2 separate regions of the Homo sapiens genome follow, and region 2 is linked to region 1. A link is a loop called in an ENCODE intact Hi-C map of the cell type or tissue named here. Cell type or tissue: Panc1. All regions are shown on one strand. Each heading gives the region's core, and the rest is flanking DNA. Links, peaks and the distances in the headings are about the cores only.

Region 1 (17,068 bases), core at 6,182-8,681:
AAAAAAACAAATTTGGACTAAAGCTTATCCAGTGAAGAATGCCAGTATTCCTCCCATTCTTTTTTTTATCCTTCCCTTCCTCTCTTTTCACTAATATTTAGAATTCCCTACTTTAAAATTAGTAGTTGATTGTGGTAATACTTTCTTATTTGGATTTAGCACATTATATTTGAATCTTCAGAGATTTCTGCCAGAAAGCTAAAATCTTACTTCTCAAATTTCTTCTCTTTTGAAAATGCCTTTGCCAGCTCAGATGGGGAAAAGTTTAATTCAATTCAGTTGATGACTCAGTTGGTGATAATGACGCAATTCCATAAATTATAGCTCTCTGCTCTTTCATCTCATCCCCATCTCTAGTATGGACATTTCCTTTTAAAGCTTTTCTGTTATCGAAGAACTCTAAATGAAAAATAGGGCTCCAAGTTCTAAAAGAAGCACACAGTCAGTAAGGCAGCATTAAGGGGGAAACTTTCCTTCTGTTAGGGTAGCAACCTGGTGGCCTAGTTTAAAACATCACACATCTACTGACAGCATGTGTATGAGAACAAAACTATGAAAATATTTACATCATGATGCGTTTATATCAAGCATGGAGAGATTGCACACATTGGTAAAGGATAAATTGCTAGGAGAGGGGCAAAAAGGTATACCGCTCCAATTACTAAAGCCTGGAGAAGATTTGGATTCCATAATTGGTTCTACCACTCAACAGCTAGAGAGCCTTAAGCAAGTTAACATAATTTCTCACTTTCCTCCTCTATAAAATGGGAATAATAATATTTCTCATGAAGTGGTTGTGAAGGGTAAAAATTATAATTTAGGAAAGTGCTTAACATAAGTATTCACAAAATTGTGTTGATATTGGAATTATCATCATCTTCCAGCTATCCTCAACTTTATGTTGTTATTTTTTTTCTGACACAACTAATTAGTTCCCCAGAGGGACACTTAAGTAGGTAAACTCCCTCTGTCCTGCCAGGAGCAGAAGTGAGTAATAACTGCAATAACAGAAGTGCCAGATCACCCTAAACTCCAAGATGATGGAAGTCTCCGCTGTTTCTACTGATGTCCCCATTTGTGGAAGGTGGCAGAGAGGTGAAGATTCAGTTGGGCAGCCTCTCAGGCACTTAGAGAAAGAAAGATTAAGTAGAACAGACTCCCAATCTGCCATTTAGCAAATAATAAATTTAAAAAGACAAGAGAATTAGGAAATAATAAATATAAAAATACAAGAACATGATAAAATATCAAAGGTGACAATATTTAATTAATACATTAAAAATGTAAGGCTAATAACTGTTTTTTCTAAAATTAAGATCCCAGTTTATAAGTTTGCAGGCAGCCCAACAGACCAGCTCGTGTCAGAAGTTTAGAAACTGAATATTTCCCCCTCCTATGGAGATGGTCTGCTGAAAAATGCAATGAAGCATACTATTTGATGAAAACAGGACTTTCGTTCTTTGTGCTTTTAATAAAACTCTTTTCAGCAAAATGTCAAGGAAAAAATCAAGAATTAGAAACGTCTTTTAGTAAAAGTATTTCGTTCTCATTTTTCCATCAAGAATTATGGAAAATTCTAGAAGTTATAGAAAGGAAGTTGAAGGTATTCATTATGGGTAGTATTTTATCATTATATTCTACAGTGCATAATAAATTTTGCATCTTTGTAGTATAACTTATTCATGTTTTACGTGTCAGTTTAAGCATATGTTAAGGTTAACAGCCTTTAGAACAACATTTCTCAAAGTCTTAAGAGTGTTTTCTTTCTTCCAATCTAATTAGATAAAGTTATTTACCACCTCAATGTATCCAGCCAGGTTTTGAAAGATAGATTCAGTATTTTTGATGAACTAAGACCCCTGTCATTTGTTCAACAGATGTTCCCCTCCAAGGCTCACCATAATCTGCCCCAAATCCATCTCTCTGGTTTTATCTTCTAAAATTCCCCACCATAAAGCCTAGCTCCTACCAAATCAGTCCATTTTCAGCCTCCCAAATATAAAATGAACATTTCTATTTCAAACTTTATGATAAGACCATTCTTCTCTCTAAAGCACTCTCTCCCTTTCCCACTGAATGTCCTCCAAGACGTTTTCAGATTGTTTCACTCATTCATTCATTCATTCATTCAATGCAGACTGAGAGCCTACATATACGAGGCACTCACAAAGGAATCCTGGGAAAACAGGAACAGGTAAGTCCAAGCAAGTACCTGTTTGAGTGGACTCTATATTCTACCAGAAAAGACACACATTGCACAATGGATTAAACTGTTAATTAATTAAAGTTGTGATAAGTGTTAAAAATACAAGTCACCGAAAACTACGAGCACATGTAATGGGAAAAATGGCCTGGTCTTGGGGGTCAGAAAGACTTTTTTTTTCTTGTATTTTTTATTAATATATCATAGTTTTACATATTTTTAGAGTACATGTGATATTTTGATACATGTATAAATATGTGATGATCAAATCAGGATAACTGGAATACCTATCACTTCAAATATTTATCTTTTCTTTGTGTTGGTTACATTATAATTCTTCTATTAGGAAGACTTTCTTGAGGAAGTGGTTTTGAGCTGAGGTTGAAGGATGAAAAAGGGCCTAAAGTAGGGCAGAGGGAGGTCAATAAACAAATCTGCTTGATGGTTATTATAAAATTAAGATATATTAGTAAAGATATGGCAAGGAAATTCTTGCCTTCCAGGCATTAAAACTTATTGCAACAGTATTTCTCCCAATTACTCTTGCTTTCTGTAAAGCTGGGGACAAAAAAAAAACCCAGTAATGATCTTACATTTAAAGAAGCCACCAGGAAAAGGTGTTAGCCAACAGCTCTCAAAAGATCTGGGAAACGATCAGTCAAAACTGGTCCCACTACCCTGAGCCCCACTACCCTGAGCCCCACAGCCCAGGCAATATAGGAAAAATATTCAAACAGATGTGAAAGCTTGGCCCTACAGAGAGTGCAATGTTTCTGGAGAGCTTTATCTTCCAAACCCCGTAAGCAGAGAGTAGTAGCTCCTCCTTAGGAGCCTACTGGAGAATGATTCAGAAGCAAACTCTGGGAGGGAGCTCCCAGGAGGAGTAACAGAGACCTGGTTCCCTGGCTATGTACTTGCTGAACTGTTGAACCCATGGGGACTAGGGCAAAGCTCTGCTGGTAGGGCTGCCTATAAGGAGGGGACTGTTAACAGCAACAGAAAGGTTCATAGGAGGCTAAACACTACCCACTGGCCAAAGAAACACACCACACATATGGTCTACATATAGACCATCATGGAGGAACAGGCAAGAGCAGCCAATTGCCCCTCCCTACCACCAAGAAGTCAGTCTTAGAGGCAATCAATGGTTCTGTAAGCTTATAGTTTGTAGATGTTCAGAGATAACACACACACACACACACACACACACACACACATACACACACAGACCCATAATCCACTCTGCTACAACTCTCTAGCACCACAGGTGCCACAGACAGGTCTAGCTGGAGTTTAGGGTAGAGAGAATGAGCTCCAAACTGAGACCGAAGTTTAAACATAAATACAGCGAGTCTTCAAAACCAAAGTGAGACTGTTCTAATGGCCAAAAGTGACCAGAAAGTTATAGCAAAGGACCAAGATGTCATTAAGGAATCCTCTCTAGATAGACATGGAGTTCAACATAGAGACGTTGAGGGCAGTTCTGGGAAAAAATAAAGCTGTCTCATGTTTACAGGTCAAATAGTTCAGACTCCTTAAAAATGACTTAAAACCACAAATTGATTATAATGAAAACAATGACGATATTGCAACACAAGTAAATAAATGGAACAGAACAGATATCCAGAGACAGACTCAAGTATATATGGAATTTAACATACGGCAAATGAGGAATTTCAATTTAGTGGGCAAAAAAATAATCTCTTATTAAATAAATGGTGCTGATATAATGGATTTCACTCTGGAAAGACAAAAAACAAAGCTAGATACCTTTCTCATATTTTATATAAACATATATTCCATATAAAGATTTTAATGTAAAGGATAAAAATTAAAAATATTAGGAATATAATTCAGAATACTTATATGACTTTAGAGTGAGGGAGATAATCCTTAGCAATCAGGAAGTCAAGTATCTATTAAAGAAAAAGACACACTTGACTAAATAAAAATCTTAAGAAATTATTATGGCAAATGAAATAATAAACAAAAGCAAAAGATAAATAAATGCTAGTCTAGGAAATATATGTAGTACTATATTACAAATATTGATATCCTTCATGTGTGAAATGCTCATAAAAAACAAATAATCCACTAGAAAAGTAAGCATAGGACATGACTGGGACATTTCACAGAAGAAAAACTCTAAATGACCAATAAGCTTATGAAAAGAGGCTCAATTTTACTTTTGGTCAAGGGAAATGCAAATTAATGCAAGAGCAATCAACCTGTTTTTACTTATCACTTTGGCAGAAATGTTAAGATTGATAAAAATTTAAAATATCCGGTCCTGATGAGTATATAGGCAAACAGGCATTGTCAAACGTAAGAGTGAGAATCATGACAAACTTTTTGGAAGGTAATATGGCAATACTTATTATAACATACAGGTTTTTTGAGCCAGAAATTTCACTTTGGGGATCTTATCACCCAATATAGCATTAAGAGCATCAGTTTATAAGAATATGTAAACAAGGATGTTTTTCAAGGCATAGCATTTAATAGAGAAAAAAACTGGAAACCACATGAAAGTCCATAGATAAACAAGAGATGAAAGACTAAATTCCAGTACTCCCAAACTAAAAAACTTTATGCAGCTGTTAAATAAAAATAAATCAGATGTTTATCTAAAATAATGTTGAGTAAATAAGCAAAGTGCAAAACAATAATTTTAGAAGGCACGCACAGTCATCCAAAGCTTTATATGGTTGGAACAAAGTGTGGAAGGGCACTCACTGAACTGTTAACATCAGTTAGCTCTGGGGAATGGAAAGGAGGGCAGGGCCAGGAATAAATAGGTTTGTAAGGAATAAGAAGAGAACCATGAATGAAATGACAATTTGTTGGGCATTCTATGAATAGACTGTGTGGGAAGGAATAAAGAGATACTTGATAAAACCAGCAAAAATTTAAAAATAGAAAAAAGTAAATAGTAGGCACCAATGAAAAGGATAAAAACAACATAGTACTTACCCCAATAAATGTAAAAGGGTTGAACTCATCTATCAAAAGAAAAAAATAAATAGTAGATACCAACGGAAAAGATAACAACACAGCAGTTATCTCAATAAATATAAAAGGGTTAAACTCTCCTATTGAAAGAAAGAGATTTTTCATGCTGGATTTAAAAACTCAGGTAGGTATATTGTTCTCTGGAAACATCTAAAACCAAGTAACCATAAATCAACAAAAGTGATCTTATTCACAATCTCCATAAATATTATAAAATATTTCTTAACATGCCTAATAAGTAATGTGTAAGATCTTATGATAAAAGCTATAAAATTTTACTGAGGACATTAAAAATACCTAAATAAGTGGAGAAATGTTTCATTTTCTTAGATGAGAAGATGATCTATTATAAAGATGCCAATTCTTCCTAAACTAATGCAGTGTAATTGAGTGTAATTCAAATCAATATTCCAACAGGAGTTTTTAATGAAACCTGATTCTAAAGTACACTCAGAGAAATAAAAAATAGATTAGCTAAGAAAAAACAGGACAAAAATCAAGCGGGCTTTATTCTACTCTACATCAACATAACTGTTTCCATAGGAAAAGAGTTTAGTGAAAAGAATCTTTATTTCATATTGGCAGTATTAAAGCCACACTTTGTTATACTGTAAATCTCCTAAATGCCCATCAAACTGGTTTACTACATTAAGGTAAATCAAAAGACGAGAGCACTACACAGTAAAAATAATGATGCACATGAATATTCACTGGCACTGAAAAGATACTCTTAATATACTGTAATATAGTTTTGAAAAATCCACTGAACAATTTCACATATCTTAAGTATAGCATTAAGGTCCAAGTTGATGATTAGATAGCTGAAGCCAGAGAATGTAGCCAGAGGTTGGAAAGAACAGAGTGACAGGAGGATGTGAGAAGCTTTGTTTTGCGTACCAGAGCATTATGTGAGGAAAGGAGTGGGATGGTATACAGGTCACCACTGAGAAAGCAGTTATTGAGTATCCCTGGAAAGTTAGAAAGGTACCCCCAAGATCTTTATTTTAATAGTTCATTTAAAAACCTAGCATCTATAAATGTACTGGAACTTTCAGAAACTATTATACTGGATGAACAAGTGCTATAATTTTTAAATGTAAGCAAAATTATTCAGTCAAATAATGTCTTATTAATTGAAAACTTTTCTACATTGAAATAAAGTAGCATTTCCTTAATTTGTGGTTGTATTTTAGAATTTTAAAAACAATTCCATGTTCTCCTAAATTATAATTAAACATACATATGCATATCTGTTCTATATCTGCATCTATTGGCATTGTAGATCTGTGAAGCTCTATATTTCTAGATAAAGAAATTTTATTTCTGTTATTCATATATTCACATATGGATGTGATCCTTTGGTTATTAGAGTTTGCCTTCTTGAGATCTTCTCCGCTTTTATTACATCTTTGCTATCACACAGCAACTAGAAATTAAAAAATTTACAAGGATAAATTATTTAGGGAAAACAAACTCCTTTCCCCATCCTCCAATCTAGGAAAGAGAAGCTCAACATTGTGTTTTGAAAGGTTGTGATGACTGCAAATACACACACACACACACACACACACACACACATGCACACACACACATGAGAAAGTAAAGCATCTTTCTCTTGCAGGATCTTAAGGTGGATTAAACTGGTGAATCCCTGAAAATCAGAGGGTGGGGGGTGGAGATGAGTGCTATAACTAGAAGTAAAACTAGGAGGAGAGATTAGGAATTCCTGAATCTAATGTTTAAGGGTCAGGGGTTTGAGGAATTTCTGTGCATGGTAGAGAGGAAGATCAAGTACACATGGAAGAGCTATGCATAACAGTGGTTAAGAGTACAAGCTCTGGAGTCATTTTACTGAGGTTCACATCTCAGTTTCACCAAGAATTGAGACAATAATAATGCCTAGCATTACTTTGAGGATTAAGTGATATAATCTTTGTAATAAGAATATAGAGAAAGTAGCACTATTATAGAATCAGAAAGTAAATCATAAGAGGGTCACAATATGATACATGAGGTTTCTCTATTCTCCCAGCTGGGAGGAAGTTTAATAAATGTAATAAATAATTGCCAAATGAAAAAACAATTACATCTGCTTCTTCCATAAGAAGCAAAATAGAGAGAGTTGGATGACAGAAAATCCAGACCACTCTATAATGTAAAGGGAATTCTTTCACATAAGATATGATACTTATGTTAATCCTAAAGGCTACATATGATTAGAAAGAGAGAGAAAGAGAATGAGAATGAGAAGAAAAACACAGGAAGCTACAGACGTGGCTGTTCATAGTCTGTACAAATGTGAAACATGTAGTACATTCCTAATTCTGTCACTCATTAATCAAGCACTTTTTGGTAAGTTATGTAATTCTAATGGGCCTAAATTTATTTCCCTGTGATATGCAGTTTTGTGAATATTATAGTTATAGTGTTATTCTATGTTTCTGTCATTTTCACAGTCCTCTCTAGTTTAGATTCTAAGGGGAACTACAATATATATTTCACACACTAGATGGCAATATATGGCTTTGTAAGTGGATGTCTTTTTCACAGAAGCCTAAGACGTCTAATAATCAAATAAGAGCTGATTTTTCTCCAGAAAACACAGAGAGAAGGGTAGACATTAACCAATTCTTCATACTGAGGTCATGTTTTAATCCCTTTGATTTGACCCACAGATGTTAAAGGATCTTGTGGGGACATTCTAGTTTAAGTCTTTAGTGCCAGAGAGAATTATTTCATAACAATGAATTAAACACAAAATGATTTCCATGGGGGTCCAATTCTGAATTGAGTCAGCTCAATATAACATCCAAAGACCCTCATCCTCAGTCAAATATACCAAGTCAATTATTCTTAAACTTTTTCATCATAAAGAGCCTACATATGGCACAATACTCCTCCACTAAAAAAAAAGGAAAGAAGATCTATTTCTTTTCAGCATGATACATTTTTTTAAAACAGTGTCAACGTTATCTTTCTTTTTTTTTTTTTTTTTTTTTGAGAGGGAGTCTCGCTCTGTCACCAGGCTGGAGTGCAGTGGCGTGATCTTGGCTCACTGCAACCTCCGCCTCCCAGGTTCAAGCGATTCTCCTGCCTCAGCCTCCTGAGTAGCTGGGACTACAGGCGCACTCCACCACACCCAGCTAATTTTTGTATTTTTGGTAGAGATGGGTTTCATCATGTTGGCCAGGATGGTCTCGATCTCTTGACCTCGTGATCCGCCCACCTCAGACTCCCAAAGTGTTGGGATTACAGGCAGAAGCCACCGCGCCCGGCCAATATCATTTTTTATAATAAGAGTAAACTATTCTTATTTTTAAAGTTATGATTATTCAAAAAATCGTAAAGAAGAAAATGAAAATCATATCTGAGCAATAGCCAATGTTAATGTTTGTCAAATTATTTCTGATTCATGAAAAAATATATAAATACATACTTTAATCTTCTTTCCAAGTTAAAAATATTTATAAATATTTCTGTTAATAAATATATTATTATATTAGTGGTCACTACCATTCTATTTTTCATGGGTATATATTTACAAAATGTACACAGGAAGTGTTCTGAGAACACATACCTTAACTGAAAAGTCTGGTCTTGCCCCACAACACTATTTTTCACAAAATTGACAGAATTGGTCCCATTTAAAGATGAGTAATGATTAACAAGAGACATATGCAGAGAAAAGGAGAAAGACAACAGAACAGAAAAGAACAGAACCTAAGAAATGAGCTGATGAAAAATACATATCAGAAAAATTTTGCCAGGAAGCAAATTAGTTCAACAAACACTCGGGCATTAGTTCAGTAACAGTAAAAGAATACAGGACCTCTTTGAAACAATACCTCAAGGAAGGGGCCAAAAGGAACTCTTGAAAATTACATGGATGACATGGAGAAAAGGCTAGAAAAAAAGTAATGCAAAGATCAAAGTTGAAAGTGAGTTAAAAGAAAACAGAAGCTTTGAGAGGGAGATACTTTAAGCTTTTGTAGATACTCTGAGATCATAATAAATGAAACAAATAAATCTTCCAATAAGTATTAGAAGGAAACTTACCTAAATAAGAGAAGAGCTGAATGTTCAAGGCAAAAGTGGACAACATAGCCCATGAAAAATGAACACAAAACTAGTAACAATAAGATATATACTTATGAAATTACTGGGCTCAAAGATAAAAAATATAAAAGAGATGGCTCTAAAGTAAAATATCCCTGAAAGGTTTAGAGGAAAAAGCATACACCAGAAAAAAGAAAATAAAAGAGAGAACATTTCATTTATAAAAGTTTATTTGAAAGCAAAATAAAATTAAAATGAAACTAAAGAGAGAACTTTTTAAGTCAAAGGATATAATTTTAATGAGGGTCTAGTACAAATCAAATAAAATCATAAAGCAAAAATTGCCACAAAAAAACCCAGGAAAGACAGAAAGAAAAGTAATAATAGTAGGTGAGTTAAGTTATCTTTCTCAGCCAAACACAGCTCAAGTGCACACACAAAATATAAGATGTAAAAAGAGCTAAATAAAATTATTAATTAGCAAGCCCTTAAACACATTTAGGAGACAGTCTATGACACGGTGTTGCTTTAGATGTCACTAATACAAATATTGAGAAATACTTTCAAAATGTAATGTTAAAGGATCTCTCTTGATATACAAAACTATGCAGTTTTTAAATATTGGAGTATGTAATTTACAGCACAAATGAATGTCCTGACTGATGGCTACACTGTATTTTTATAAAATGTTATAGTATGTTATTAAAACAATCTCAAAATCAATCCAATTATTGCCAACCTCCATGGCAATAAATTATCCTACTTTAAATGTCATTGGCAACAAACTAGAAGTAGATTCATGAAGAGATCATTCAAATTAGTCTCCCACTTTGCCTACAGGCATCTAATAAATATTCCAATTTCTTCTATATTATTATCACACACTGTACTAGAAAATAAGCTATATTATTTCTGCATAGTAGAAATGATACTCAAGGAAAAAAATGCTTTCAAAATTTAACAGCAGCTATACCCTTCCTCAGAAAACAATTTCTTCTATAGTTCTAAATCTAAGATCTATAAAACATATTTATTACCAGTTTTCTTTCTATTAGTGGCATAAAAAGCCATTTCTCTATCAAAACCAAGGTCAATGTTAGCTGTGCAACAAAGTCAAAAGCTACAGGCATATCAATACCCACTGCCATCCCACAGCCCTGAAGCCTTGTCCACCACGACCAGACTCTGTTATAGCTCATGGGCTTCAGGAAAGATGAGGTACCCTCTACAATTCAATGACTTGACGGGCCAGGGTCAGTGAGCCATGATGAAAGCAGGAGAAAATAAGTGAAATCTGTGCAGATACTGACAAAACAGAGCCACAAAAAAGTAAGAACATGCCATATTTTGTTTTCTGTTCCTGCATTAATTTGCTAAGGATGAGGGCCTCCAGCTCCATCATGACCTTTTATCTGGAATCCAGGTAATAGGGAAATCTATAGGGACAGATAGTAGATTAATGATTGCTTAGGGCTGGGGGCAGGGATGGGGATGGAGGGATGGGGGTGATAGCTAAAGGGGACAGAATTTCTTTTTGAGGTGATAAAAAATTCCAAAATTTACTAATTACAGACATTGATAATGGTTGCCTATATCAGTTATTATACTAAAAACCACTGAATTGTACATTTTAGATAGGTGAATTGTATGGTATGTGACTTATAATCTTAAAGCTATTTTTTTGTGTGTGTCGTTGTTGTTTTGTTTTGTTTTAAGAGGTGTGTCTTAGGGGTTGAGGAAGAAGTCAGGGAAGAGGTGAGCCAAGAGGTCCCAAGCAGGGAAGAGCATAAGACAGAGACTCAAGAGTAATCCAAGATGAGATGTCGCATGGGTTCATATAATCAATATACGCAAAGCAAAGGTGCAAATGTGAGGAAAAGAGATACAAATTGTTTGGACAGGCTGATGCTTTATGACAGCAGTTCTCAACCCTGGCTGCACAGTAGCATTACTTGTTTACAAGGCGAGTCACTTTTTGAAGATACATTCGTTGCTCTGTTCCAGAAACAAGTAGATTTGCTAAGGCACGGTATTAATAATAATTCTCACAGTGCGGCTTTGAACTGAATCTTCAGCATCACCTAGAAACTTGTAAAAAATGCAAATTGTCCATGCATACCTCGATACAACCAGAAACTCAGACTGTGGCCCAGTAATCTGTGTTTTAACAAGTCTTCCAGGTGATTCAGATGCAGGCATAAAAACAAACCAAAACAATGGCAACAAAAATCCACTAGAGACAGGGTGAACATTCTGCACCCAGACCCTTGATGTGAACATAATATGGTGTACCCTTCTAGTTCTTTTTGTCAGGCTTGGGAATAGCTATTACCAAGCAATTTTTCTAAGAAACTTTTGTTTTAACCTTTGTTAAGGAAAGCAAAACCCAGGTTTTAGCTATATTGTTCACAGACCTGAAAAGGAACTGAAACAGATGTTTTAGATATTTAAGGTTTTAACAGGAAAGTATTCCAATTTAAAAACCAAGATGTCACTTTTTTTTTTTTGTAACAGCAAAGTTGTGAGAAATCGGAAGTTCTCTCAAAGATTTAATATTTCAATTCTAGGGCATATAGATATTAGATTGGACTTCCCAGACACACTGGATGAAGGAGAGAGACAGCAGCTGGAGTACCAAAAAGGATGTCAATTCACATTCCTGGCATGATTCAGGACACCCTTCTTACCTGGTAAATAGAAATTCATACAGAGCAACATACTATTTGAAAATAAGTAAGTTGATAAAAAGTAAATGAATCAAAATGAACATATAGAACTAATTAAGTTAATGAAAGTCAAAGGAATATGTAAATACAATTTTCAGATCTGAACTTAAGCATAAACAACTAGTATTTTAAAAAATAAGGTCTACTGCAAAACAAGCAATGGGGAAAAGACTCCCTATTTAATAAGTGGTGTTGGGACAACTGGCTAGCCAGATGAACAAGATTGACACATGTTCACCTACGTAACAAACCTTCACATGTACCTCCAAACCTAAAATAAAAGCTAAAAAAATAAAAAATAAAAAATAAAGATTATATCATAGTATTCTAGCACCTTGACAAAAAAAGAATAAACAAACAAGTCTGAATAGATTCCTTTAAGAAATGGAATCTGTAATTTAAAATTTTACCACAAAGAAAACTCTAGGCCTAAATGGTTTTACCAGTGAATTCTTCTAAACATTTAGGAAAGAAATAACACCAAACTTGTATTAAAATGCTTCCCCTGAACAGAAACAGGAAAAATTTCCCAAATAATTCTATGAGGCCTACATACCTCCATGTCCAACAACTGGAGAAATTAATACAAGAAAAAATACTACAGCTCAATCACTCTCATGGACATGAATGCAAAAATCCTAAACAACATATTAGCAAGCCAAATTCAGATTTACATAAAAAGCATTAAAAAATAAGGTCCATTGTCAATATAGAGTTTTTCTTTCTTTCTTCATACAAATCCATATTTAATGAAAATAGAATATGAATAGAATAAGAAAAAAGTCTATTATGGGATTCTATTAATGAGAATTTTACAGAGAATGTGAAGAAGTAATACGGACCAGTGAAGTTTTTCCTTAGGTCTTTTGGAAACACATTCATTCAGTTGGTCAGTTGGTCATTCACTCAATTCGCAAATATTAAAGAACACCTATGCAGTAAACACTCATTGTTCTTGATTACTCAGCACACAAGTTCTCTTCATGGCAGTACCTATATTTATTTTGAGGTGTTACTTTGTCCCATTGATTACATGCAATGCAATAGGATTATAATCCAAGATGCTGCAATTCCCTAGCCATGAGGTGGGAATAAGACCCATGTCAGGTCAATAGGATGCTCTCTTGAAATTTAAGTCTTGGGCAGAGGCACAATGATACTGATGGGGCACATCTTTTCTAAAGGTCATATTCTCACCAGATTGTTGCCAGCTAGGGCTTTTTATATAATTCTTGTTCCACGGGGTTGGGGAATTAAAAACAGGGCACTTCAGTCAGAAGTTTCAAGGTTTCAATTATGCAAGGTAAGTAAATCCTGGAGATCCCCTGTATAGCCTAGCAACTATAGTTAATAATATCATATTGTATACTTAAAAAATTGTTAAAATAGTACATCTAATATGTTGTATATTCTTTTTTTTTTTTTTTTTTTTGGTTTGTTTTTTTTTTTTGACACAAGGTCTTGCTCTGTCACCCAGGCTAGAGGGCAGTGGCACAGTCAGGGCCTACTGCAGCCTTGACTTCCCAGGCTTAGGCAATTCCCCGCCTCAGCCTTTTGAGTAACTGGGATTACAGGAACATACCACTATGCTTTGCTACTTTATTTTTTTTTGTAGAGATGAGGTCTTGCTATATTTCCCAGGCTGACCTCGAACACCTGGGCTCAAGCAACCCTCCTGCCTCACCCTCCCAAAGTGCTGGGATTATAGGCATGAGCTACCACACCTGGCCTATGTTAAGCATTCTTATTACAAAAGAAAAAAATAACAAATAAAGGGGAAAAAGCTTTTGGAGGTGATGTGGATATGTTTATGGCATAGACTGTGGTAATGGTTTTAAGAATGTATACTTATCTCCAAATTCATCACACTGTATACAGTATGTACAGCTTTTCATATGTCAATCATACTCAAAGTGATTTAATAAAAGAGGACTCATGCAAGGGCTAAAAGATGAGACCACATGCTCTCTAAGACTCCCTTCAATTCTGAGTTTCTATGATTAAAATGAACACCGTCAGCTAGGATTGTAGTATCAGTAAGGAAAACTGGCCTGATGAAACAAAAGCTAACTGAGCAAGTGCAACTTCTTGGAGAAATGTATCCTCCCTGCCCCAGTACTTAATACCTTTATTCCCTTTTTGTTTCTCATATCTGAATTCCTTCCTACTACTTAGTACAGGAATTTTAGCTTTCAGACTCCTCACATGTGCCTTTTGCTGACATTACTTCCCTGTTCACCTCTGGATCTCAGAGTTGACTTAGAATAAACCCAAAGTCTCCTGTTGTTCACATGTATACTAGAAATTCTAATTTGGCCACTGGCTTACTATCTTCTCCTTCCCACTATCCCCAGCATTTCTGGCAGTAAGAGTGCAAATTCTACCACTGCCATCCCACCTGCACTGAGTTACATCTCATCTGTGCTGAGTCAAAGTGGCAGGAAAAAGATGTCTGTGGATTTATCACAAGTTTCTGGTGGCAGTGCACCAGGAACCCTCAGGAATCACGAAGAAAATCTTAGGTATCTACCTAAGAAAATCTTAGCTATCCACCTCCCCTACTCCCACCTCTGAGAGTAAATAGCTGCTGTCAACTAGGAAAGATATAAGCATGTAAATGACATTTCTAAATTGGCTATTTGTAGTTTAGAGTCTACTTTGGGGAAAGATAGGAAATCAAACCCTCTGCACATACTTTCCCCACCACATGTTTTATATCAAAAAGAAATTAAACAAAGGTTACTATCTAAGGTAAAGTGAATAATGCTAAACCAACTGCAGTATCCAAAGGCTTAGAAAGGATAAAAATTTTCTTTGACTTTTAGTTCCTTTATTAAAATTTGGCTCTTCTGGCATAATTTCAGCTTCTTCAGCAAAATTTACTCATCCCCTCTCACCCATCCCTTGTCATGCCTCTCGTTCACAAAAGAGCTAGCTAGACAATTGCCTCAGACAGAAGTAAACACAATTAGAGAGCAACCCAGAGAACAAGAACATAGGAAAGGAGGCAATCCAAGCAAGTACTTGTACATAAAAATCTTTTCTCAAAAATGGCCACAAAAACTGCTCTTCCTTTAGGCAAAATCATTTCATATCCATCAAAAATACTGACGTGTTGAAGACATGGGCAATAAGAAAAGTGTTCAACTTTTAACCAGCTTTAAAAACATTCTATGGGTTTCACCTTGGCCTAGATTAATATCATGACGACGGCCGTAAGTATCAGTTTTTAAGACAGGCAAATCAATAGAGTCTATCACTTGTCCTTTGCGAAGAGAGTTAAACCAAATTCATGCTTTGTCAAAAGAAATCCCATTCCCTGAGGCAGGTAAATGGCAAAAGCAGACTCACAGGTGGTGATGTCACCTTGAAGCTGCAGAATCTCAGGAACTGGCATTGTGAGAACAATAAGATCAAACTGCTCAGGGGAGCCTGTTTGTTTGGATACTTCCCATTTGTCATCTCTTAGGTTGATCTGTGTCACACGATGTCTGAAGTAGACTTCTGCACCTGTTCCAAAAGCAAAATCATGTCCCCATTATCAGAATTGCATATATGAATAAAGGGGATGTGAGTAGTCACAAACTGAATCCATTCAAGTGAACAAAATGGCCAAGACTGTCTTCTACTGTCCTCCAGCTCTCTTCCTTTACTTTCTTTCTAATTTAGTGGGAATTCATCCCTACCTGGCATCCTTGGACTTCCCTATCAGTGCCTGCTCTGAATCAAAAACTACTCCTACAATTAGTGATAAAAATAAAAATAATAACTATAGCTACTTTTCATTAAGCAGCTACTATATGCCAGCTGCTTGGTACACATTATACTAATTTATCTCACAGACAAGGAAATAGATTGAGAAATAGCATGCCATGATTTAAAACTATAACCATCTGACTCTAAAGCTCATCATTTTTGCAGAACAAGTATACACTTCAGTAAACATGTGTGTTAGCAATGAAATAAGAAGAGCAATATTCTCTATTAAAGGAATTAATATTTCCCATTAAAGGACCTGAAAAAGGTTCTCTGTAAGGGAAATGCAAGTTCTCATCAATAGATCAATTGTCTTCATTAAGAAGAATCAGAATTTAGAAACATACTCTAGAGTACCCTCCCATAACATTTTCCTTCTTAGCACTTAACACAAGGATATTTTAATAATTATTTCTTTAATATTGTCTTCCCTTTTAATCTGTAAGGCCCATGAGCTACAAATTATACCTGTTTTATTTCTATGTATAGCATATAGTATACATAGCATAGAATTTATTAGTTAAGTATTTATTTAAAATAATGAATTATGAGGCCAGGCACGGTGGCTCACACCTGTAATCCCAGCACTTTGGGAGGCTGAAGTGGGTGGATCACTTGAGGTCAGGAGTTTGAGACCAGCCTGGCCAACATGGTGAAACCCCATCTCTACTAAAAATACAAAAACTAGCTGGGTATGGTAGTGCATGCCTGCAATCCCAGCTACTAAGCAGGCTAAGACACGAGAATCGCTTGAACTCGGGAGGCAGAGGTTGCAGTGAGCTGAAATCGCACCACTACCCTCCAGCCTAGGCAACATAACAAATAAAAAGAATGAATTATGAACCATAAACTGAAAGAAAGTACAATTGGGTCATTAAGTCTCCTTAGTAAACTAGTACTCACCTTCCAGTTTTCAAAAAATTTTGATTTACAAGCAAATCTACTTTTATTCAGCTTTGTGTATAGAAAAAGAAAGAAATGAAGATGGAATGAGGGAGGAAAAAAGCACACTGAAAGATCCTGTTCATCTTTACCTGGGAAATCTCACGTTCCTAGTCACTAAAAATCCAGCTAAAGTTCATCCCAAAGCTTCCTTTCTGTAGCCACTCCAGCTCAGTGTGATCCTTCCTCTCTATGATATTCTTCAACCATCACTGCCTTTAGTACTAATTTTGACATTGATTCAAAATATCTGCATGCTTTAGTTGTATCTTATCTATGTAATAATACTCAAGGCTCCTTCATGTCGGGTCTTCAGATCTCATACACTTTCATCTCTTTCATTGACCCTTAAATAATGCTACACCCTAGTAAG
Region 2 (13,788 bases), core at 4,452-6,951, 250 kb after region 1:
TACAAATGTCATAGCAATGACCCACGAGTTAGTACCCCTTTCCATGGCAATGGCCCAGAAGTTACTGTCCCGTTTCTGGAGATTTCTGAATAACCTGCCCCTTAATTTGCATGAAATTAATAGTTATAAGTAGGCATAAATACAGCTGCCAATAGCCCATACACTGCTGACTCTGGGAGCACTGCCTATGAATTAGCTCTGCTTTTCAAGGAGCAGTACCATTCAGTAAAAGATTACTGTCTAGTATTACCGGCTCACCCTTGAATTCTTTCCTGGGCAAAGCCAAGAACCTTCCCAGGGTAAGCCCCAATTTTGGAGCTTGTCTGTCCTGCATTGATTTGACTCTGTATATTCATGCATATGGATTATGGTCTATCTTATACTTTGATGAATAACTGGCCTTATGCATGTATTTTTTAAGCAAGTGTTTACTGAGCACCTACTAGGTCCATGATATTGTGTTATGTACTAAGGTTAGACAGATCTAAGAATATTAAAAGCCCTGACTTTATGGAGCTTATAGTCCAGCAGGAAGGACAGATCATCAATTAGTCATTATAAAAGCAATGAAATAAAAGAAGAAAACATAAAATAGGGGGAACTAATCCAGAAAGCTTTGCTGAAGAAGGGTTTCAAAGCCTGAAATCTGAAAGATAAATGGCAGTTGCTTGAGAGGGTGGTAGCAAAAAGGTCAGCACATAGGACAGCTGGAGCAGCTAAGAACATGCCAGATTCAAGGAGCTGAAAGCAGCTTATATCTGGATGGTCTTTTAAACATTGACTTTTTTATACTATTACAAAAGCAATATATGCTCATTATAGAAAATTTAAAAAATACAAAAGAAGGCAATAGTCACCAATGTACTCTGCACCAAGAACTGCTTTGTCATGCCTTTATCTTCATTCTAAATCTGTGAGGTTTTGTTTTCTTAAGAAGAAATGTCATGCACAATTTACTATTTTCCAACGTTTTTTCTGCTAAACAATGTATATCATGAAGAATTTCCCAACGTTTTAAATACCCTTCTACAACATCATTTCACCTTGCTGCATTATGTTCCATTTTTTTAAATAAGTATTTGCCCCAGGTTGGATTTTCTGGGGGACAGACTCTGAGGCAGAATTCATACAATAATGTTTATTAAGGAGAATCATCATCATCGCCTGTGGAAAGGAAGTAGAGAATCAGGAGTAAGGAAAGAGATAAATCAAACTGTGATACAGACTTCAAAACAGCCAGACTCAACTCCATGAGGAGCTATGGAGCTAAAACTGCTCTTCAGAGATGTCCTACGTTGGGCTGAGATGACCAGGCCTTTAGACCGCAAACAGGTCAGTCACTGGATGTGGCAGGAAGGGACGTGAACTTGGAGGAAGTGGCTTTCTACAGCTAAGGCCATTCCTACAGAAAATGACAGCCAAGGGTGATCTGTTGACAGCACTTCCAGTGGATGGGACCAGTCCTTTATTGCCTGCATAAATTTTCCTGCCAAGTATAGCATGTTGACCATCTTGCCACCTGTAGACAATGTTTGCAGCATTTGTAGTTCTTTTTCTTCTCAGATGTCCATGTCCCTATCCCTACCTCCTTGGCTCTTTTGAGCAACTTCTATTCAATCCTCAAGGCCCAGTTCAAATTCTTCCTCCATAAGACCTTGCCTGTCCAGCCCTGCTCATTTTGCTCCTCCTGCTCAGAATTCCTTTGCTCCTTCCTTCACTCTCATCCTTCATCCCTCATCTGACACATTACACATATCCTCTCAATAACTACTTGTCAGATGTCCTCCATTCTCATGTTTTTATATATATTTAACTCCCCAAATAGTTGACAACAGTGGTTCCTGAAGGATAGTTGTCAGATCAGCAACATCTGCTTTGCCTGGGAACTTGTATATCAATTTTTTGGGTTCCACACAGACCTGCTGTATCAGACTGTGAGTGGGGTCCCGCAATTTGTGTTTTAACAAACCCTCTAAGTAATTCTGATGCATGCTAAAATTTGAGACACTTCTATAAATTTTTTTTTCTTTGAGATGGAGTCTCCCTCTGTCACCAGGTTGGAGTGCAGTGGCGCGATCTTGGCTCACTGTAACCTCCGCCTCCCAGATTCAAGCAATTCCTCTTCCTCAGCCTCCCAAGTAGCTAGGACTATAGGCATGCACCACCACGCCCGGCTAATTTTTTTTATTATTATTTTAGTAGAGATGGTGTTTCACCATGTTGGCCAGGATGGTCTCGATCTCCTGACCTTGTGATCCACCCACCTCAACCTCCCAAAGTGCTGGGATTACAGGTGTGAGCCACTGTGCCCGGCCTATACATTTTTTTAAGGTTAAGTATACAATGGTGTCTCACACACATACATGCACACATATACACTGCATTCCATAATATTCGGTTAATTGAGTTTTAATTATAGTGGTAGTTAATGCTTATTGAGTTCCTACTATGTGCTGGGAATTACAGTTAGTGTTATATGTGCATTATCTTTTTGCATTTATTGCAACAGTCCCATGGAGTATGAACCATTAGAATTCCTAATTTACAGATGCATGAACTGAAGCATAGGAGCAGTTTAACTAAATTTCTCAAGATTATACAGCTAGTTTATGTAATAGTGTTAGAACCAGTGTTAAAACTCAAACAGTGGGACCCAGGAGCTTTCTCCTAATGACTATGCTTTGTTTTTGCCCTATATTCTACCTGGGCATGTGATGTTTGGCCTTCTCTCTTGCTCTTTTTTAAAGCAGCCCCTGATGCAAATGGTTCTCTCCTTCTCTCTGAGTGATAACAATGGGCAAGAATAGTGAGGATGCTTAGAAGATATTTGCAGCTACAAATTTTCCAGAGAATGTCTACATGTAACTACTGTATAGAGTAAGGATTCTTAACCAGGGGTTCGTATGTAGGCAACAAGATATCTGAAACTCCTGAAATTGAATGCAAAACCATGTTTTTGTATCCATTGTATATCCATTTTTATAGTTCTCCTCAAATTCACAGAGGGAACTTTAACCTGAAAATGTTAGGAATCAATGCTCTTGAGTCTGTGGTTTTAGAACTGGAAAGAACCTTAGGAAATGCATGGCCCAGGAATGCTCATAAGTTGTCCTGGAACAGGTGCCCCACTGGCTGCTTTAGAACCATCTTATCTGTAACCTGAAGTGGGCTCAAGACTCTGTATGTTTCAATGCCCAGAAGATTCTGATGCACAACGAGGTTTTGGAATCAATGTTCTGATCCAGTGGTTCTCAAACATTAGGGTACATCAAAATTCCCTAAAGAGCTTGAGACACAAACTGCTGGGCCCAGTCCTCTGAGTTCCTGATTCAGTAGGTTTGGTTGGAATTTGCATATCTAACAGATTAGTCCAAGTGATGCTGATGCCTTTGTCCCAAGGCCCATACTTTGAGAACCATAATTCTATTCCGGTTTCCATATTAAGACAAAGAAAGTAAGGACTAGAGAGGGTTAGCAGATTTTTCTAAGGTAACATGATTAGCTAGGGAAAAGCAAGGACTTTCACTGTGTTTTACAGCATCAAGGAATCTACTCTTACTTTTGGATCATTGAGAATATGGCCACAGAGAACTGAACCTAAAAGAAATTGTGCTTTTTCCATAGAGTGAAATCATCCAACATCAAGGCTATCCCTGTGAGGAATATGAAGTCGCAACTGAAGATGGGTATATCCTTTCTGTTAACAGGATTCCTCGAGGCCTAGTGCAACCTAAGAAGACAGGTGTGGGTCACCCCATGTCACCGCAACACAGCAGTCTTCTCTGCAGTCACGATTTCCTTGTGATTTGAATGTAGAAGAGAGCCTGGGTTCTTAGTGCAGAGTGAGGTCCATTGTTCAGGTCAAAGGATGGTGTCAGTTCCCCCATAGTCTCCATCACCACCACCGTGTCCGTCCCCACTGCCACCAATTATCTCAATTAAACATACAGTGTTTGCTTTTCAAAACACTCCTTCAAGAAAAGTTCATTTCTTGACTTATTTTAGCGCTTAACCCATTCCCCAAAACTCCTCCTATGTAGACATTCTAAAATATTTACTGACAATTCCTTGAACAGACCATATCAGCCTCTGATTATGAAGAATTCAAGCTTCTTTATGGCACCTGGTACCCGCTCCTGTATACTCTGTATTCCTCATCTAAAGAGCACTTAAAATATTTAAGATGTTGCCTAGCTTTTTACTAAGGGCTTTTGAAAAACGAAAGTTCTATACATACATTTTATTTTATTTTATTTTATTTTATTTTATTTTATTTTATTTTATTTTATTTTATTTTTGAGGTGGAGTTTTGCACTTGTTGCCCAGGCTGGAGTGCAGTGGTAGGATCTCAGCTCACCGCAACCTCCGCCTCCTGGGTTCAAGCAATTCTCCTGCTTCAGCCTCCCAAGTAGCTGGGATTACAGGCATACACCACCACACCTGGCTAATTTTTGTATTTTTGGTAGAGACAGAGTTTCTCCATGTTGGTCAGGCTGGTCTTGAACTCCCGACCTCAGGTGATCCACCCGCCTCCACCTCCCAAAGTGCTGGGATTACAGGCATGAGCCACCGCGCCTGGCTATACATACATTTTAAATGTTTGATACATGTCTCCATAGTTCATACAATTCCACCCTTTTGTATGTGGGATTTTCAGCTATTGTTATTTTTTAAACATTTGTTTTCATTACTAAAATATGCCTATTTTTCATTTCTATTTGGCTGGATTCTTTTTAATACTCTAGCAGTAGGTTTATAGTAGCAACTATATTGTCTTTCTTGTGTATAGGTAATATAATTTCTTGTGTTATTTTGATATGCCAGATACACTGATAAGTGCTTTATTTGTATTAGTCTCATTTAATTTTCACAATTACCCTAAGAAACTGCTACTCACATATGTTAAGCAACTTGCCCAAAACGTCTGTGCTAGTGCTTGCTAGTGAGTTGTAAAACCTGCACTCAAATCAAATCTGTCTCTCTGCCATTATAGCCCGTGTTCTTAACTAGGACCAGAAAATGCTGGACAAATGCTATTGGGCTTTGGTGTAAAGAAACGTTGGGGTTCTGTTTTACTCCAATTTGTACTTGTGTAGCTTTTTGAAACCACCTTTTTTTTTCTCACTAGCTGCACAGCTGCGCCTTATACATGTCTAGCGTGCACCTGCCTTAGTGTCTTTGAACTTAAATTTCTCCCTCTGGACCACTGTTTCATCAGATGTCTATGCAGCTTGCCTTGGCCCTTCTTTCAGCCAACTTTATCAGAGTTCTTCCCTGGCCACCCTATTCAAAGTTGCAGCTCTTTGCTACCTATTGAGTTCTAGCCCCTTACCCTGCTTACTTTTCCATATAGCACTTACCATCACCTGATATAATAGATATTTGCATGTTTGTCTATTGTCTGTCTCCCCCCAGTCAGAGTGTAAACTCAGTGAGAGCAGAGACATCATTTGTTTTGCTCAAGGCTAGAACCAGTAACTAAATGAGTGCTGAGCACATTCTGGTGCTAATAAATATTTGCGGGATGAATTATAGATTTTGTATAAATAAATGAATAGCCTGGGGACACAGCCCCACGAATCTCAGGGGAGTGGTAAAAGCACAGTTCTTCCAAGCAGTCGAGTGACTTAGCAATTACTAAGCATGGGGGTCACCTGCAGCCCCTATTCTATGGATGGAATTTGTTTTCTTACATCCTGTTGATTCAGACTGTTCACACATTGCCCAGGTGTTTGAGGTTCAAGGAATCTGCCTCCTTGTTCCAGTCCGTGCAGAATACTTCCCTCTAGTGGCCAATGTTGTTGGCATGTGCCTCTTCAGAGGCAATCTCCCATATCAAAAAAAAAAAAAAAATTCACCAACCAAGAAAGCCAGTGAAATTCTTATTGAAAACAACTGAAAAATGTTTACTGTAAAGCTTATAGCTTGTGGTAGCGGCCTTTTTATCTTTATCAAAGAATCTTAGTTGGCTTCAATATCAAGAGAGAAAATAGGCTGGGCCATCCTCAGAAATGACAGCTGTGTAAGTGTAGCCCTTACACACTTACCTGCTGGGTGTAAATTAAATAGAAGACCTAGGGGATGTTTGAAATGATATAAATGAGCCATTCCTCTTGTTAGGGGAATCACAAGAACAAACTATATGACTAAGTAGAACCAAGGTGACCTTAACCATGGGAAATGCCCGGACTCTCAAGGGGAGCATTGATCACCTTGGTTTGATTGTCCTGTGTTAACACAGCTGAGGTCACCTCCCTGAGAACTAAGAGGATGAACTAAATGACCAGATTAGATTTTCAAGGAAAATCTAAAATAACACTGAGTTCCTTCCTCCTGGCCCTTCACTCACAGTCCACAGTGACCCACACGTTCTCTCCCTTGAGAGACAAAATGAGGCAGATGGAATTCATGAAGACTGTCAAGATGCTGGATGAGTTTGGTGTAGAAGGCTTTTGTCCTACAGGGAGACTGCATGTGTGTTTGGTGCCCGTTTATAGCAATAACAACAAGAGCTACCCATCTGATCTGAGGTCGGGCAGCATGCTGAGTGCTTAATGCACAGTACCGCATTTAACCCTCCCCTGCCAAAACCCTGTGAGGTGGGCAATTGTCCTCATTTTGCTAATGAGAACACTGAAGCTCAGAAAGTCACTTGCTTTAGAGAATTATAACAATAATAATGAAAGCAATAAGGCTGTTTTTTACTGCAGGCTTCTTCTGAGCCAATACTGAGGTGTGGATATTGCATTCATGATTTGATTTAATTCTCACAAGTCCTGTTGAGGGCATGACATATTTTTTACTCCTAATAGGGCAGCACCTTATTAATCTTTCAGCCAAATTTGCTAATGTCAAAATAATATATATGCCTTAATTTATTGAACATATTAGAATTCTTAAAACCCTTCATCCTTCTCTATTCTCTACTGATATTCTTATAATTCTTTATTTTGATATAATTTCCAATTTATGGAAAAGTCCTGGGAATAGTACAAGGGACTTCCATATGCCCTTTGCCCTGATTTACCAACTGTTTACAGTTTTACCCCATTTATTTTATCATTATCTCTCCCCCATCTCTTACGTGTATCTTAATACTTTTTCCAAAACCTTTGATGGTAAATTTGAGACATACATCATGCCTATTTGCCCCTAAGTACTTCAGTGAGTATTTTCTAAGAACAAGAGTATTCTCTTCTATAACTGCAATACCTTTATCAAAGTTAGAAAACAAACATTGATTGACATTAGTGTTTAATTCGTAGTCTATATCCAAATTTTGTCAATTGTCCCAAAGTCCTTTACAGCTGTTTTCCCTCCTCTGGTCCATAATCTAATCCAGGATCATTTACTATACATTTGGCCACCAAGTCTGTCTCCTTCATAAACAAACAATTCCTAAGGTTTTGTCTTTTTGATTTTTGCATTTTTGAAGAGTTTTGGACAGGGATTTAATTTGCTTTATCTGATGTTTCTTCATGGTGTGATTCAAGTTATATGTTTTTGGCAGGAATAACCCAAAAGTGAAGTTATATCTTTCTTGGTTCATCATATTATGAAGCAAATAATGTTGGCTTGTTCCAATACTGATAATAACTTTAATGACTTCATTAAGGTGGTATCTGCCAGGTTTTTCTAAAGTTAGTATTTTTCCTTTTGTAATTAACAAATAAGTTATGGGAAGATAATTTCAGGATATGTAGTATTCTGTCTTTAAATTTTACTCACTAATTTTAACATTCACTGATAATTTCAATCTTTCTGAATTTGTTAGTGGGTATTGTACTGTAAATCAATGTTTTGTATTTACTAATTGGCATTCTGTAAATAAGAGCTTTTCCTTCCAATTATTTATTTGTTCATTTATTTATTGGTCTCTATATGGACTTGAACATTCTTAATTTATTCAATGGGATATAATTATTTACTATAATTATTTTGATGCTCAATATTTCTGTATTTGAACAGTGGGAGCTCCTTCAAGCTGGCTTGTGGGTCCTTTTGACATGAAGGTCTCTTAATCACTAAACCATTATATATATGTGGTATACATATACCTTAATAATCATACTATACCATCTACTGGGGCACTTTCAATATTTCTGAAGAGCCCAGACAAGTCTGATAATAATTACACAAAACAAAGAACAGAAGTTAAACTTTATAGATTCTTTTTCTGCCGGGCAACATGCCATCCATTTCTTGTGCTCTATTTTATTAAAGCATAACAAAAATCTTATTTTACTGATGAGGAAATCAAGGCACACACCAAAGGTCAAGTAATTGGCCAAGATAACTAAGCTAGCAAGCAGCTGAATCAAGATCTGAACACAGGTTTGTTTGATTTGAAAGCTCTTATTCATTACTGGACAACAAGAAAGGGAGAGAACATTTCATACAGTTGAAATTTTCTCTTTTTGCAGGTTCCAGGCCTGTGGTGTTACTGCAGCATGGCCTAGTTGGAGGTGCTAGCAACTGGATTTCCAACCTGCCCAACAATAGCCTGGGCTTCATTCTGGCAGATGCTGGTTTTGACGTGTGGATGGGGAACAGCAGGGGAAACGCCTGGTCTCGAAAACACAAGACACTCTCCATAGACCAAGATGAGTTCTGGGCTTTCAGGTATATGATAATCTCGAGAACAGAGGTAGACATGTCTGTCTTTCAAAAAAAATGGGTAAAAAATTACGGCTTCTAGTATTTGGTTGATTTATTTTGGTTGAGTCATCATTATCTTAACATGATATCCCCCAGTTTTCTTAATTAACTAGTGATTCCTTGGTTGAAGTAGTGAGGAATGCTGAGTTCCCCATGTAGAAGGTGGGTCTAGCTAATAGGGTGAGAATGGTGGTTGGTGTCAGGTGACTAAGATTGGAATGAGAGAAGTGTAGATCAATTTCCTCATGGGGAGGGGCGGGTAATAGTATAATAGTACTCCAGAAGGAAAAGAGACCAGGCAGCATTAAAAAAAAAGAAAGGAAACTATTAAGCCTAGTGTGTTAGTCCGTTTTCACACTGCTGTAAAGAACTGCCCGAGACTAAGTAATTTATAAAGTAAAGGGTTTTAATTTACTCACAGTTCAGCGGGGCTGGGGAGGCCTCAGGAAACTTACAATCATGGCAGAAGGTGAAGGGGAAGCAAGGCACCCTTTTCACAAGGCTGCAGCAAGAAGTGCTGAGCAAAAGGGGGAAGAGCCCTTTATAAAACAATCAGATCTTATGAGAACTCACTATCACGAGAACAGCACAGGGGAAACCACTCCCATGATTCAACTACCTCCACCTGGTCTCTCCCTTGACACATGGGGATTACAGGGATTATGGGGATTACAATTCAAGATGAGATTTGAGTGGGAACACAAGGCCTAACCATATCACCTAGGGACCATCGATTTGACTTACCTCTCATGTTCTTACAAAAGATTTTTAACTCTTTTATTTAAATTACCTATTGATGTTCAACTCACTTTTTATGGCTATCAGAGACGGACCACTTCAGCATCTTTACAACTATTCCTGTAAATGAATCTGCAGAGCCCTGTGCGGTTCTGCTTAACAGTAGAACAGGACACTTCCACTAGCAGTTGCGTTATGTGCTCAGTAAATATTCACTGAAGATAGTTATTGCTACGTGATAACATCTAGAGAAAACAGCAGTTTGCTGACAGCCTGTGACTCCAGAGGCACCCATGCTTCATAGGTTTGAAAGAAATCCATTCTGAGTGTTGTGAGGGACACGGTAACAAGCTGTCAGAGTTGACAACTCAAGGGCTTGTTTGTAAACCTGGTGTCGGGGGGAGCTTTTGTTTGTTTCTGATTATAATTTTTCATATAACTTTGTCTTTTCCCCTTGTAGTTATGATGAGATGGCTAGGTTTGACCTTCCTGCAGTGATAAACTTTATTTTGCAGAAAACGGGCCAGGAAAAGATCTATTATGTCGGCTATTCACAGGGCACCACCATGGGTAGGTTCAAAGAAAAGCAGGTTTGTATACTCGGAAGAAATGTGAGCATACGACACTAGCTATCCCTGAAATCTGTCACCTTGTGCTTCCTTCAGACCTGCTCTTTTCATCTTCAGAATCATGTAGTCCCCAGCAATGTGTCTAGCATATAGACATATGTGCTAGATATAGCATATCTCTGTGCTATATGTGTCTAGATATAGCATATCTCTCAATATAAATATTTTCTCAAAGCCAACATCGTGTTATTCAATTATTTATTTAACTCATTGAGCACCTACTACTTGAAAGCAAATATGCTGGTGTCATAAGGACCTTATAATTTTATAGGAGAGGTAAGATGCAGTCACATATATACTTATTGAAATATGTATTTAAAAGCAAAATATACATTTTATGAGTTCTAAAAATATTTCGTATTCATGTTGACATATTTCTTCTTTTGCAGGCTTTATTGCATTTTCCACCATGCCAGAGCTGGCTCAGAAAATCAAAATGTATTTTGCTTTAGCACCCATAGCCACTGTTAAGCATGCAAAAAGCCCCGGGACCAAATTTTTGTTGCTGCCAGATATGATGATCAAGGTATGAGACTCCTCAGAAAACTTCCTGTGTACGTAGAAAAATCTTCCAGCCCAATTTCCTAAAACATAAACTTTTAAATTACAGTCACATCTTTTCTGTCTGTCATGTCTATGTCACTTCATATTTTCACAGGGATTGTTTGGCAAAAAAGAATTTCTGTATCAGACCAGATTTCTCAGACAACTTGTTATTTACCTTTGTGGCCAGGTGATTCTTGATCAGATTTGTAGTAATATCATGTTACTTCTGGGTGGATTCAACACCAACAATATGAACATGGTAAGTGGGAGCCTAGTAAATTCCCAGCATCCCAGCATAAAGCTGGGAGTCATATGGCTCACCCCTGGAGGGAGAGCTAATGCCAGTGAAGACTCAGAGTAATGATATATTCTCAGTAACTCAGTTCTCTGCAAACTGTAAGGAAATAAGGGAAATGCTTCAGTATGGACTGAAACAAGGTTAACATAAGGGCATTGCTGATATTAAATCACAGATTATAGATGGAAGAGGTCTGAAAGCAGCTTTACTACAGTGAATTAAATTAAAAAGAGCAATTAGCACATGTTAGACAACAGAGACAACTGTCATGCATCATCCACCTCTACCCTGCACTGGGGTCCTGTAGGTTTGTAGTTTAAGTTCTTTGATGGAACATCAGGGACCTTCATTTTGGCTTAGGCTACCAGTTGGTATCACTGGGTGGGTTCCCTAGGAAGCATACTCTGAGATGGAGGTTAATGTGAACAATGATTTGGGTCCTGCTCTAGGGATAATACCTAGAGAAGGAAAAGAAACAGGACTAGGTAGGTGAAAAAGTCAAGTAGTGATGCAGTCTCAATAGGAGACTTAGTTGATCCTGCAGGGATTTTTGAAGATAGGATGACCCTTCAGAACCGTCTCAAGTTAGGAAGAGAGGGTTGGGTCTTTATACACCATATCAGTCAGTCATTTAATGTAGCCATACCAGTAACAGGGTAGCACTGGGCAATGTATCTGCCTACAATTGGTGCAATCCTCAAAGCAGACTGAGAGTGGAGGGCTGTTTGCCAGCAGCACTCCCAGCAGCTGGGGCAACATTTCCTTAATTCTGAATATTTTTTCTTCTTCTTTAAGATTAATAATTTGATTTATAGTAAGGATATGAAAAGTATATATTATGTATCAGGCTAATTTATTACCTATACCAAGCCTATGAGTGTTATTAATATCCCCACTTTGCAGATTAGTATACTAAGATTTAGTAGATTAAGTGACTCACTCAAATTCACCTAAAAATTAAACTGCAGAACTAGGATTTGAATACAGGCCCAATGCTAGAGCCCTCATCCTAAATATCACTAGTAAAATTTTTTTTAATTAGGGGCCAGATCTCTGATGAGAACCTATTCTCAGATGAAAAATACCGGTGTCTGGCAATACATTTAATGACATTTTATTTACGTGCATGTACATATTTTTGTTTCATAGATAATTGCTGATAACTTAATAATGTTACCATTTCTTAGTCTGACACCCTGGAGATTTGGTCTTGACAGGGTATACATCTTGTGAGTTTTTCTATGTCCCCCAGAATACTCATGGTTTGTTACAGAGCCGAGCAAGTGTATATGCTGCCCACACTCTTGCTGGAACATCTGTGCAAAATATTCTACACTGGAGCCAGGTAAGAATGTTGAATTTGCAGTCTTTGCTAAATGTCCTGTTATATTTTGTGTAGAATAGTCAAAGGACACCATTTAGATAAGCCAGGGATTATTTCACACTTATTCTAAGATGAAATGCAGTATCGTCGATGCTATTTTGATGGAGAATTTGATCTAGATCACTGAAACTTTTCAAGAAATGGGAAGAAAGGACAGAAGTAGCCTAAGAACTTCTTTAGATCTTAAAAGTATGAATTTAGATGATCCAAGTGAGACTTCTCTCTGTCTCTAGACACCTCAAAGATGTGGCTGGAGATAATTATGTTTCTACATCTTCTCTTCAGCTCCTCCAACAATACAGTCAAGTAGAAACAAAAATGCTAATGTGGGGTCTGTCAAAAGAGATATTCACAGGAGTCCTTCACACTGCAAACTTTACCTGCAATTACAGGAAACACACACCTCTGTGTGTCTATGTGGTGTGTGTGAAAGAGAGGGATGGGGGAAGGAGAGAGTTCTCTCTGTTGACAGGTAGGGAGAGACAGAGAGAGAGAGAGCAATTGTACCATCAAAACCAGAGAAGAATTATAAGTTCAATTAAATTTTGGTTGCTATCTTCCAGGATCACCACATTGCACAATTCCAGGGCACGATTCCCCATTGTAGCCCACACAGTTGTGGAGGATACCCACTCACATTAATTACAATGAAGATGCACTTCCTGGAGTTGCTAATGCAATGATCAAGAATTTATGTAGTCCCTCTTTCTTCTCAAAAGGCCTCATTCTTGTCTTACCATTTTCCTGAGACGCTTATCCCAACATTGAATGGAAGAGCAGCTCAACCATTGCTCTCTCCTTCCCTCATGAGTGCACACTGGGTAGCACATTTCCACCACCCCACCACGCTTATCCACTGAGACGTTGGAATTCCTTGTAAATTTTTGTCTCCTTTTAGGCAGTGAATTCTGGTGAACTCCGGGCATTTGACTGGGGGAGTGAGACCAAAAATCTGGAAAAATGCAATCAGGTAAGAAAATCAAATACCATCTGCTGAAAATATATACATTGGAAATGTATGACAGGGACGTTATAATGACAGTTTATTCTAGATATGGGAATAAAATATGAAAATTTAAGCAGAAAATAATGGTTCATGTTTGACTCCATTTGAAAATGGTTAAGTTCACAGCTGATCCAAGAAACCTCTCTGCTTTTACAATGGAGTAGGAGGCCTTTTTAGCTGAGGCTGTCTCCCTAAACAAGGTACTGGGCTTCTCAGGAGCAAGATGAAGTAGATTTAGTCAAGAGAAGAGTGTAGTCTATGGTGGATACTAGAAGGATTATTTTAGAATTAAAAAAAATGGGATGGTGGCAGTAAGTTTGTTTCATGGCACAGTAAAAGGAACATTAAATGGCAAGTGAGGATTGCTGTGTAAGTTTTGCCTCTGCACTATAAACTTCTGTAATAGGAGGGAGGCTGCTTTAATTTTTCAGGCTTCAATTTCTTTACCTTGAAAATAAAAATTTTGGGCTTAGAAAATCCATAGGCATTCTCCCTAGTTATACTTTAAATGAATCTGTAATTTGCAAGT

Evidence for each region. A loop is a pair of places that touch in the nucleus more often than their neighbours do. Peaks named below come from ENCODE experiments on the same cell type or tissue, not always from the same donor. Only the 100,000 strongest peaks of a DNase experiment are listed, where the experiment ranks them.
Region 2: a loop joins it to region 1, with 11 times the contacts of the local background. A loop is called at or near these places in 30 of 110 quality-filtered maps.

Annotation. Positions count from the first base shown.
Region 1 is chr10:88,557,555-88,574,622 of GRCh38, forward strand. RNLS (renalase, FAD dependent amine oxidase) reads right to left here. Exons shown (of 7, transcript NM_001031709.3): 4 at 15,349-15,507. Among named protein-coding and RNA genes, the nearest start is that of RNLS, 17 kb to the right of the region's middle. In Panc1, for the core only: CTCF peaks have their summits at 7,704 (motif pointing right) and 7,909; no DNase peak of the experiment used is centred there; H3K27ac peaks cover 274 bases.
Region 2 is chr10:88,804,674-88,818,461 of GRCh38, forward strand. LIPM (lipase family member M) reads left to right here. Exons shown (of 9, transcript NM_001128215.1): 2 at 3,625-3,742; 3 at 8,424-8,622; 4 at 9,857-9,966; 5 at 10,415-10,551; 6 at 10,684-10,830; 7 at 12,143-12,214; 8 at 13,152-13,223. Among named protein-coding and RNA genes, the nearest start is that of LIPM, 8.8 kb to the left of the region's middle. In Panc1, for the core only: CTCF peaks have their summits at 5,794 (motif pointing left) and 6,003; a DNase peak (open chromatin) is centred at 5,738; H3K27ac peaks cover 402 bases.